Regions from separate parts of the Homo sapiens genome. Here region 2 is linked to region 1. A link is an interaction called in ENCODE POLR2A ChIA-PET data of the cell type or tissue named here. Cell type or tissue: HepG2. All regions are shown on one strand. Each heading gives the region's core, and the rest is flanking DNA. Links, peaks and the distances in the headings are about the cores only. Region 1 has its middle 47 kb from the start of PDGFA. Region 2 overlaps PRKAR1B (protein kinase cAMP-dependent type I regulatory subunit beta).

Region 1 (4,374 bases), core at 185-4,184:
GCCCTACTCCTGCCCCACCATGATCCTCGCCCTCTTTCTCTGTCTGAGTGGAGAATTTGGAGGGGCCAAAGGCAGCACAGCAGAGCTGAGTCAAGTGGAGCCTGGATCCCTGCATGACCATGTGGACTGCTGCCCACCATCTGGGAACAATCCAGGTTGGCCTTCCCCTGACCGAGAAATAAACTCTACTGTGTCAAGCTGGGGAGTATGAGGCTCTATTAGAGCAGCTAGAGTTACCCATCTCAACAAACACAACTCGTGAGCCAGCTAAGGGCACGATCCACTTTATGGATGAAGAATCTGGCAGTATGACAATTCATGTCTTCAAAAAATATCACATGGCTAATTCGTGGGAAAGGTCATACCTAACCCCAGTCTCAGGGTGCTGGAGTGTGGGCTGGAGAACACAGTGGGGAATCCTGAAGCAGAGGCTGCAGGCACAGCCGACTGTCCCCAGAACTCACTTTGTCCCGGATCTCGTCAGCGGGCCCTGGGATTGCCCCAAAAGGAGCTGAGCCCATGTCTTTGAATCCAGACCCTGTGCTCTGTTGACAAAAGGACTTCTTATAAAAAAGTTAAGTTTTTTTGATTATAAAAGAAATACATATTCACTTTAGACAGAGTAGGACAAAGAAAAAAACGACAAACTTCCTATAATCCTTCTATCCAGAAATCATTATTGTAAACATTTTTGGATATTTCTCTCCATGTCTTCTTGTTTCTTTCTTTTAGAGATGGGGTCTTGCCATGTTGCCCAGGCTGGAGTGCAGTGGTGCAATCACAGCTCACTGTGACCTTGGACTTCGAAACTCCCGTGATTCTCCTGCCTCTACCTCCCTAGCAGCTGGGAAAACAGGCACGCACTACTATGCCTGCCTAATTAAAAAAGGATTTTTAAAAGAGACGGGGTCTCACTATGTTGCCCACGCTGGTCTTGAACTTCTGGGCTCAAGTGATCCTCCCGCCTCGGCCTCTCAAAGCACTGGGATCCCAGTTGGGAGCCACCATGCCAGCCCAGTCTTTTCCATATCAGTCTCTTTATCTCTGTTTCAGGCGTTTCTGGTTGTCCCCCGAATTCAACGGCCTCCCCCTGGTTGGCTGTTGGACTCCTGTGGTCTTTTTGTCAGCTGTGGGGTGGGGCGTGAGGGGGACATGGGGCTGGGCTGCCCAGAGCTCCTCGAAGTAGGGCAGGCTGTTGTCCGGTGGCTGGGTGATGTCAGCACCTCCAGGATCCTTGGCTGCAGGGAGCTTCACGCCCTTCCCAGGGCAGCCCACGACCACTGATGCATCCAGGCAGGTGCACAGGCCCAGCAGTCCTGGCCCAACCCACTTGCAGCAACTCTGCCAGCTCCCAGCCTCAGAGCTTCTTGTGGGCAGGCCGTCCACTGTTGGACCTTCCTCGCCCACCCTGCCTCCTCCCTCCCCTCCACGGGTGCTGACTGGGGAACATCCTGACACACCTCCTGGCTGCTGGGCTGTACCTCCGTCTGCCTCCTGGACCCAGGGACATTCTCAGCCAGCCTGGGCCCCTGTGCAGCCCCATGGGGCAAATGCCGAGCAGTCCAAAGCGGCAGCCCCGGTAGCTCCATTCGCCTGGCCCGCCACCGACTCACACGAGCAGGAGACAATTCTGGCCACGAGACCGGAGGGAAGCCTCCCGAGGGCTCCTGGGAGCATCTTCCCGGCTCTCAGAAAGGGGCACAAGGCTGGGTGCAGTGGCTGATGCCTGTAATCCTTGCACTTTAGGAGGCCAAGGCAGGGGGATTGCTGGAGGCCAGGAGTTCGAGACCAGCCTGGGCAACATAACGAGACCCCTATCTTTACAAAAATAAAAAAAAAATTATCCAGGCATGGTGGTGCATGCCTGTGGTCCCAGCTACTCAGGAGGCTGAGGTGGGAAGATTGCCTGGGCCCTGGAGGTTGAGGCTGTAGTGAGCTATGACCGTGCCACTGCACTGTAGCCTGAGTGACAGAGCCAGAACCCATCTTTAAAAATAAAAATAAAAATAAAAATAAAAAGTCATAAAAGGGGCAGAAGGCAGGGATGCCTTTAGAGGGTGGTGGATGAGGACGTGATGCCTGGAGCTATGGCAGTCCTCTTGTGACCACGAGGGGACAATTATGAGGTGTGAGGCCAATTGAGAATGGCAGGGTAGAGAGGAGGAGGAATCCCAGCTCCTGTGGTATCACAGAATCACTGAGTGCACACCTTGAACTTCCTGTCATGTGATATAACGCACCTCCTTCATGTAAAGCCACCGTGCGTCAGTGCCTCTGTGTGTGTGCGCATACACTGTGGCTTGTGTGCGGATTCCCCGCTTAACATCCAAACAAGCCAAAGGTCACTCCTCCTCGGGGGAAGGCTGTGAAAAGGCAGCTCCAGGAAAAGAAGTGTCAGGATGAGGGGGCCGGGGGACCTGCGCCGAGTCCCTAAACCCCAGGCCTGCCCAGCTCCACAAAGGTGGCATGGCGGGTGCCTCTAAGCTGTGTCCCCTCCTTGTCACCAGGGACGGTTCAGGGCTGCTCACCAGCTGCCAGGTGCCACCACCCGGGTCCCTCCCATGCCTTCTCCCTGGGCTGCAGGAGCTGTTGCAAGTGAGCTGGGGCCTGTGGGGTCAGCCCTCTGGCCGACAGACTCTTTCCCACAGAACTTTGGGAAGGGACTGACTCAGCAGAGCTATTTCTGATGTTTTCAGTCACTGGAGTCACTATCTCGACTTGTAAGACATAGTTTATGCTCCTTAGAAACTTGAGCCTGCCCCGGGAGTCCCTGGGGAGCTGCCAGGACAGATTTCGCACCGGCTCTGGCCCTCCCTTCCCTTGGAGGGGGAATGCGGGCCCGGCCTGAACAGGCAGTGTGAGGAAGTTCCAGCAACCGCTCCCACGTGGCTGCGTTCCGGAAGCTTCCTGGGCAGTCAGCTGCAGGCTCCATCAGGCTCCCTTTCGTTCCAGCCCCACTGTGAGCCCCTAGGGGACCGGCAGGAGCGATGAGGTCCCCAGAATTCAGCACTGTGCCGAGCTGGCCGGGCCACCCCTCTGGTCAAATGGCTCAGGGCAGCGGGCTCCCTGGGACTGCTCAACATGGGCGCCCCCGGCTGATCCATGGCTCATGGGCTGCTGGGGAAGACGGGGCCAGAGCTCCTCTGTCTCCCCTGCTTTGATGCCCCTCCTTGTCCGGGGCCATCTTGAGGACCTCAGTGATCCCCCATAGACCCTGGCCACAGTCACACCTGGCCCCCACCCAGGTCAGTCGGAAAGGTGATAGGGAAGAGAGGGTGGTGCGGGGAGCCTCCCATCATACAGATGAGAAACGGGGGCTTGATGGGTGAATGGGCTCAGCCCCGCCAGCAGAGCCAGGCCTCCAGCCCAGGCCCAGCTCACTCCATGACATCTCCCTGGACCCAGAACACTCCTGTTCGAGGCTGACACCATGACTTAGGAAGTCAGACCCTCGTCTGCTCTTCCAGTAGATCATCAGCGGTCTGCCGAGTGTGCCCAGGCTGGGCGTGTGCAGGGGTGCACAGGATCCTGGCGGGGGAGACAGACGGTCAACAGATGGACACGCCCCGAACAGCATGAAAGGGGAGAAGGGGCATGGGGGAGCTATAGGGTGGTGGGGGAGGGTGTGTTGAGGGGCACAGGGAGATATAGGGTGGCGGGGGAGGGGTGTGTTGAGGGGCACAGGGAGATATAGGGTGGCGGGGGAGGGGTGTGTTGAGGGGCACAGGGAGATATAGGGTGGGGGAGGGGTGTGCTGTGGGGCACAGGGAGATATAGGGCGGGGGAGGGGTGTGCTGTGGGGCACAGGGAGATATAGGGTGGGGGAGGGGTGTGCTGTGGGGCACAGGGAGATATAGGGTGGCGGGGGAGGGGTGTGCTGTGGGGCACAGGGAGATATAGGGTGGGGGAGGGGTGTGCTGTGGGGCACAGGGAGATATAGGGTGGCGGGGGAGGGGTGTGCTGTGGGGCACAGGGAGATATAGGGTGGCGGGGGAGGGGTGTGTTGAGGGGCACAGGGAGATATAGGGTGGCGGGGGAGGGGTGTGCTGTGGGGCACAGGGAGATATAGGGTGGTGGGGGAGGGGTGTGCTGTGGGGCACAGGGAGATATAGGGCGGGGGAGGGGTGTGCTGTGGGGCACAGGGAGATATAGGGTGGGGGAGGGGTGTGCTGTGGGGCACAGGGAGATATAGGGTGGCGGGGGAGGGGTGTGCTGTGGGGCACAGGGAGATATAGGGTGGCGGGGGAGGGGTGTGCTGTGGGGCACAGGGAGATATAGGGTGGCGGGGGAGGGGTGTGTTGAGGGGCACAGGGAGATATAGGGTGGGGGAGGGGTGTGCTGTGGGGCACAGGGAGATATAGGGTGGCGGGGGAG
Region 2 (4,374 bases), core at 218-4,217, 81 kb before region 1:
GTTGCATTCACATCAGGCAAACCCACGTCGCAGTGGAAACTCAGTGAAGCTGTGTTTGGGGGTGATTGGGGTCGGGGTGGGTGGGTTTGCTTTGGTGGCCTCTGGGATGCCTCTGAGGGGTCGGTTTCCAGAAGTTTCCTCCGTGGCCTAAAACGGTGCCTGGCACGTGGTGGGTGTCCAGTCACTCTTGGTGGGAAGCACGAATGCCCCCACCTGAGCTGTGTTCTGGTCAGGGGCTTCATGGTGGTTCTCACAAAGGCTTCAGGGGTGCAGGGTGGCCTGGGGGTGCCTGGGAGCTTGGAGACAGCCAGGAGCCGAGCGTCCTTGAAGCAAAATTCGTGCTGGCCACTCCCGGGGCATATGCAAGAGGGAGACAGGGGCCCGGAGGGGCCGCACTGCTGGGATGAGCATAGGAGGGATGAAGACGGCTTGTACCTGGCTGAGTCCCCGGAGCGGGGGCATCTGGTCATGCATTGAGGTGGGGGGCCTGGATGCAAGCCCACGCTGCCTGGGTCTGCCTCCCGGGCTCCCGTCTGCCAATTCGCAGCACCCCTCCTGCAACAGGGCCTGTGAGCCAGGTGTGCTGGCCACCACCACGGGTGACTGCAGCCTTCGGGTAGGGCTGGATGTCATCTGCTTGTGGAGGCAGCGGGACTCTGACTGTGTGGCCTTGGCCAAGTTGCTCAACCTCTCTGGGCTTCCATCTGCGAAGTGGAGAAATTCATGCCCCCCACAACATGCTGGGGCCCTGAAAAAGGGGGCATGTGAAGGTCTGGGGTGCAGCAGCTGCCCAGACAGTGGTCAGTCCCTCCCTGGTCGGGCTGGAGGGAAAGACAGCAGAGGTTTACAAAACACATCTCTCCAGAGCCTCAGAGGAGGGTCCAGCCTGAAGGTACCTGTGCATCCTTTCCTATCAGGGCGTGTGAAGAGTGAGAATGCCTCCAATTAAAAAAGTCATCCGTGTGGTAATTATGCTGCCGATTTCCAAATGGCCTCTAGGAGATGCCACCACTTAGAACCGGATTCCAGAGACCACCGAGCACGGCCAGTGTGCTCTTGCATCCAGACAGCGTGACTAGTGACAAAGTGTGGTGTGTCCGGGAGCAGTCGGCACAGCAGCCCCGTGGGGGCTCCCCGGACCCATCCCTGCCGCTTCCTTGCCGGCAGAATCCCAATCCTCAGCCCCTCCCCAGAGCGGGGCACGTCCAGTCCCATGGGTCATATTCCCCAGCAACTGGTTTAGGGCAAGCGTGAGACCCTCTCTGGCCAATGAGGAGTGAGGGGATGTTTCCAGGAGTTTCTGGAAGGGTTTCTCACTGCTGAGGGGAGAAGTGCAGGAGAAAGAGGTAGGTTCTGTCTTTCTGCTGATGGTGTAGGGGTGGCCTGTGGTGACTCCCGGAGCCACGGCAGCCTCTGTGCCCCCATGAGGGACCTGATTGAGGACCTTGCACCTCCCCGAGGTCCCAGAGCAGGAAGCAAGAGCAAGGCTGGGTCCCTGCCACCTCCGAGCCATGAAATGGGCCTGGGAGCCCTCCCCTATCTTCCGGCTCTGTGGGATCCGTGGCCTCCCCTGTCTTCCGGCTCTGCAGGATCCGTGGTCTCCCCTGTCTTCCGGCTCTGTGGGATCCGTGGCCTCCCCTGTCTTCCGGCTCTGTGGGATCCGTGGCCTCCCCTGTCTTCCGGCTCTGTGGGATCCGTGGCCTCCCCTGTCTTCTGGCTCTGTGGGATCTGTGGCCTCCCCTGTCTTCTGGCTCTGTGGGATCCGTGGCCTCCCCTGTCTTCCGGCTCTGTGGGATCCGTGGCCTCCCCTGTCTTCTGGCTCTGTGGGATCCGTGGCCTTTATTAGACCTTACCAGCCTCAATTTGGGTTTTCTGCTATTTGGGGTCAAAAGCACCTGAACATTGCTCCACACCCAGGTTTCACCAAGTAATCCTGTGAACCAGAGGCCGTCAGGTTCATCGCCTGGATTCTGAGAGAGGAAAATAATCCCAGCTGTGAAACAGAAAGTGTTAAAAATGGCCACAAAGGGAGCATCGATGACGTCTGTCCGCAAGGTCAGCGTGATGGGCTGTCCAGACAAATAACGCCGCTCACAGCGGCTCTCCTGTGCGGGGGCTTGGCCTGCTCCAGACCCCAGCTAACCAAATTTTCTCGCACCGAATTCTCAGAGTGGCCACAGCTTTGAAGACCAGGAAGCAGAGTTCTCACCTATGGGAAGGCTGGGGCCGGTGGCTTCAGAGCCCAGGAGTTTCACCCTCCGCCATCTGCCCCCACATGGGCCTCAGAGCCCAGAGCTGTGCCCGGGTCTGGCCTGAGCCAGTGCCAGGACTGGGAGGAGAGCTGGGAGCTGTTCCTGTGGGTGGGGGCCCACGGAGTCTTCCCTCTCTCCAGCGCCCGGGGTCTGAGTCTGTGGGCACCCGGCTGAGGGCACGCTCCCTGTCTCCCCCTGCCCACAGTGGCGGCACTCAGCCGCCCGGTCTGTTGTTTACACGTCCTGCTCATCCATCAGCTGGATTCATAAACACGGCAGAGGCCTGGGAGCCGAGTGGCCCCACGGCCGGATCAGGGGCCAGGGCAGCGGTCTGGCTGTCACAGGGGCTGCCAGTTGGTGCCTGGAGATTCTAGGCGTGGCGGGCACCAGCAGGGTCTCCTGACCCACATCTCTCCCAGACTGATGAGGTGGGGAGTTACTCATTAACCCAGGTACAGCCTGGCTGGCATTTGTTGAGGCTGGGTCTGGGTGAGCCAGGGTGAACCGAGCCCACCTTGAAATGAAGTGTTTGTTCTCCAAGAGCAGCTGCTCTCAGAGGGCCGCCGTCTGCCAGGCCGGCTGGGGCTGTGGGGACGTGATCCCTGGGTACCCGGATGGTGCCGTCTCCGGACCCTGGAGGGCCAGGCTGCAGGTGCTGCCACCTTCCTGGGCCTCAGCTTCCCCGGCTGTAAAATGGGATGGTGACATTCCTCACGCAGGTGCTGCACTTCTGCGGCAGACGCGGGGCCCTGCCTCCGGGGACTAGGGACCGGTCGGAGCGTGGTGCAGAGAGAGCTGCTCAGAGTGGAATTCGGGGAGTGTCTGAGGCCGGCGGCGTGCAGGGCCGGCGACAGAGCTACATTCATCAACACCTGCTGAGGGTGTTTGGTGTTGAGGACAGACCGTTTCCCCGGCTGTTCAGAGGAAGCTTCTCTAGTGTGTCTTCCCAGCGGCTCTAGTGTCAGCGGGACATTCCTAGGTTCCCGGCAGGCGGAGTCTCAGGGGGGACAGTGACACGGCAGCCCCGTCTGGCCACACAGCCCACGCTTTCCCTGTGCCAGGCCGCGGTTTCCACACCTGGGGCCCTGGAGGGACCAGAGTCCAGGGGACATTCAGCTACCCCAGCCCCGCCGTCCGCAGGCTGCATCTGTGCGTAGCACGTGCTGCGGCGGTGCCCTGTGATATGCTGCCCACGGCCTCTGTGTTAATCATTGATCTGGGCAACCCGCAGACCCCTCCCCACTTCCCCGTGTCGGGGGTCAGGAGGGAGCTTAGTAGGCATGTGACCCTGAGACAGCGCCCCCCTCCCCTTTCCCCGGGGAGGCCGGGATGGCTGGATGAGCTCCCAGTCCTTGAGAGTTGGTCCAAGGTCAGCTTGGAGACCGGCAGCCCTGTGACAAAGATACCGACCCCCAGGGAAGGTCCCAGCGCGTCCCCTCCCGGCTCCTCCGCTCGCCTCGGCAAAGGTGCGGGGGGCCAGTGAGTTCCATTTCGAGGAGCTGTGTGTCTGAACAAAAATGGGAGCTGGGCCAGGCCGGACGGTGGTCTCTGGGCAGGTCCCGCGGTGCTCAGATGCCCTGGTCACAGGTGCCGGGAACGGGAGAAGCAGCAGCATTGGATGTGGTGGTGGCAGTGGCTCTGGAGAAGGACCTGGGTGGGAGGTGGGGGTTTGGGTGGTGACGTGGTGATGGCAGTGGCTCTGCGGGAAGGACCTGGGTGGGAGGTGGGGGTTTGGGTGGTGACGTGGTGGTGGCAGTGGCTCTGGAGAAGGACCCGGGCGGGAGGTGGGGGTTTGGGTGGTGACGTGGTGGTGGCAGTGGCTCTGCGGGAAGGACCCGGGCGGGAGGTGGGGGTTTGGGTGGTGACGTGGTGATGGCAGTAGCTCTGGAGAAGGACCTGGGTGGGAGGTGGGGGTTTGGGTGGTGACGTGGTGGTGGCAGTAGCTCTGGAGAAGGACCTGGGCGGGAGGTGGGGGTTTGGGTGGTGACGTGGTGGTGGCAGTGGCTCTGGAGAAGGACCTGGGTGGGAGGTGGGGGTTTGGGTGGTGACGTGGTGGTGGCAGTGGCTCTGGAGAAGGACCTGGGTGGGAGGTGGGGGTTTGGGTGGTGACGTGGTGGTGGCA

The links. Peaks named below come from ENCODE experiments on the same cell type or tissue, not always from the same donor. Only the 100,000 strongest peaks of a DNase experiment are listed, where the experiment ranks them.
Region 2: POLR2A ChIA-PET joins it to region 1 with 5 read pairs; 3 of 35 experiments call an interaction of 5 or more read pairs at or near these places.

Annotation. Positions count from the first base shown.
Region 1 is chr7:470,504-474,877 of GRCh38, reverse strand. No RefSeq gene overlaps it. Among named protein-coding and RNA genes, the nearest start is that of PDGFA, 47 kb to the left of the region's middle. RefSeq lists enhancers at 1-86, 2,958-3,914. In HepG2, for the core only: no CTCF peak of the experiment used is centred there; a DNase peak (open chromatin) is centred at 2,277.
Region 2 is chr7:552,033-556,406 of GRCh38, reverse strand. All of the region lies in intron 9 of PRKAR1B (protein kinase cAMP-dependent type I regulatory subunit beta), which reads left to right. Among named protein-coding and RNA genes, the nearest start is that of PRKAR1B-AS2, 7.7 kb to the left of the region's middle. RefSeq lists an enhancer at 3,462-3,962. In HepG2, for the core only: no CTCF peak of the experiment used is centred there; DNase peaks (open chromatin) are centred at 2,696 and 3,426.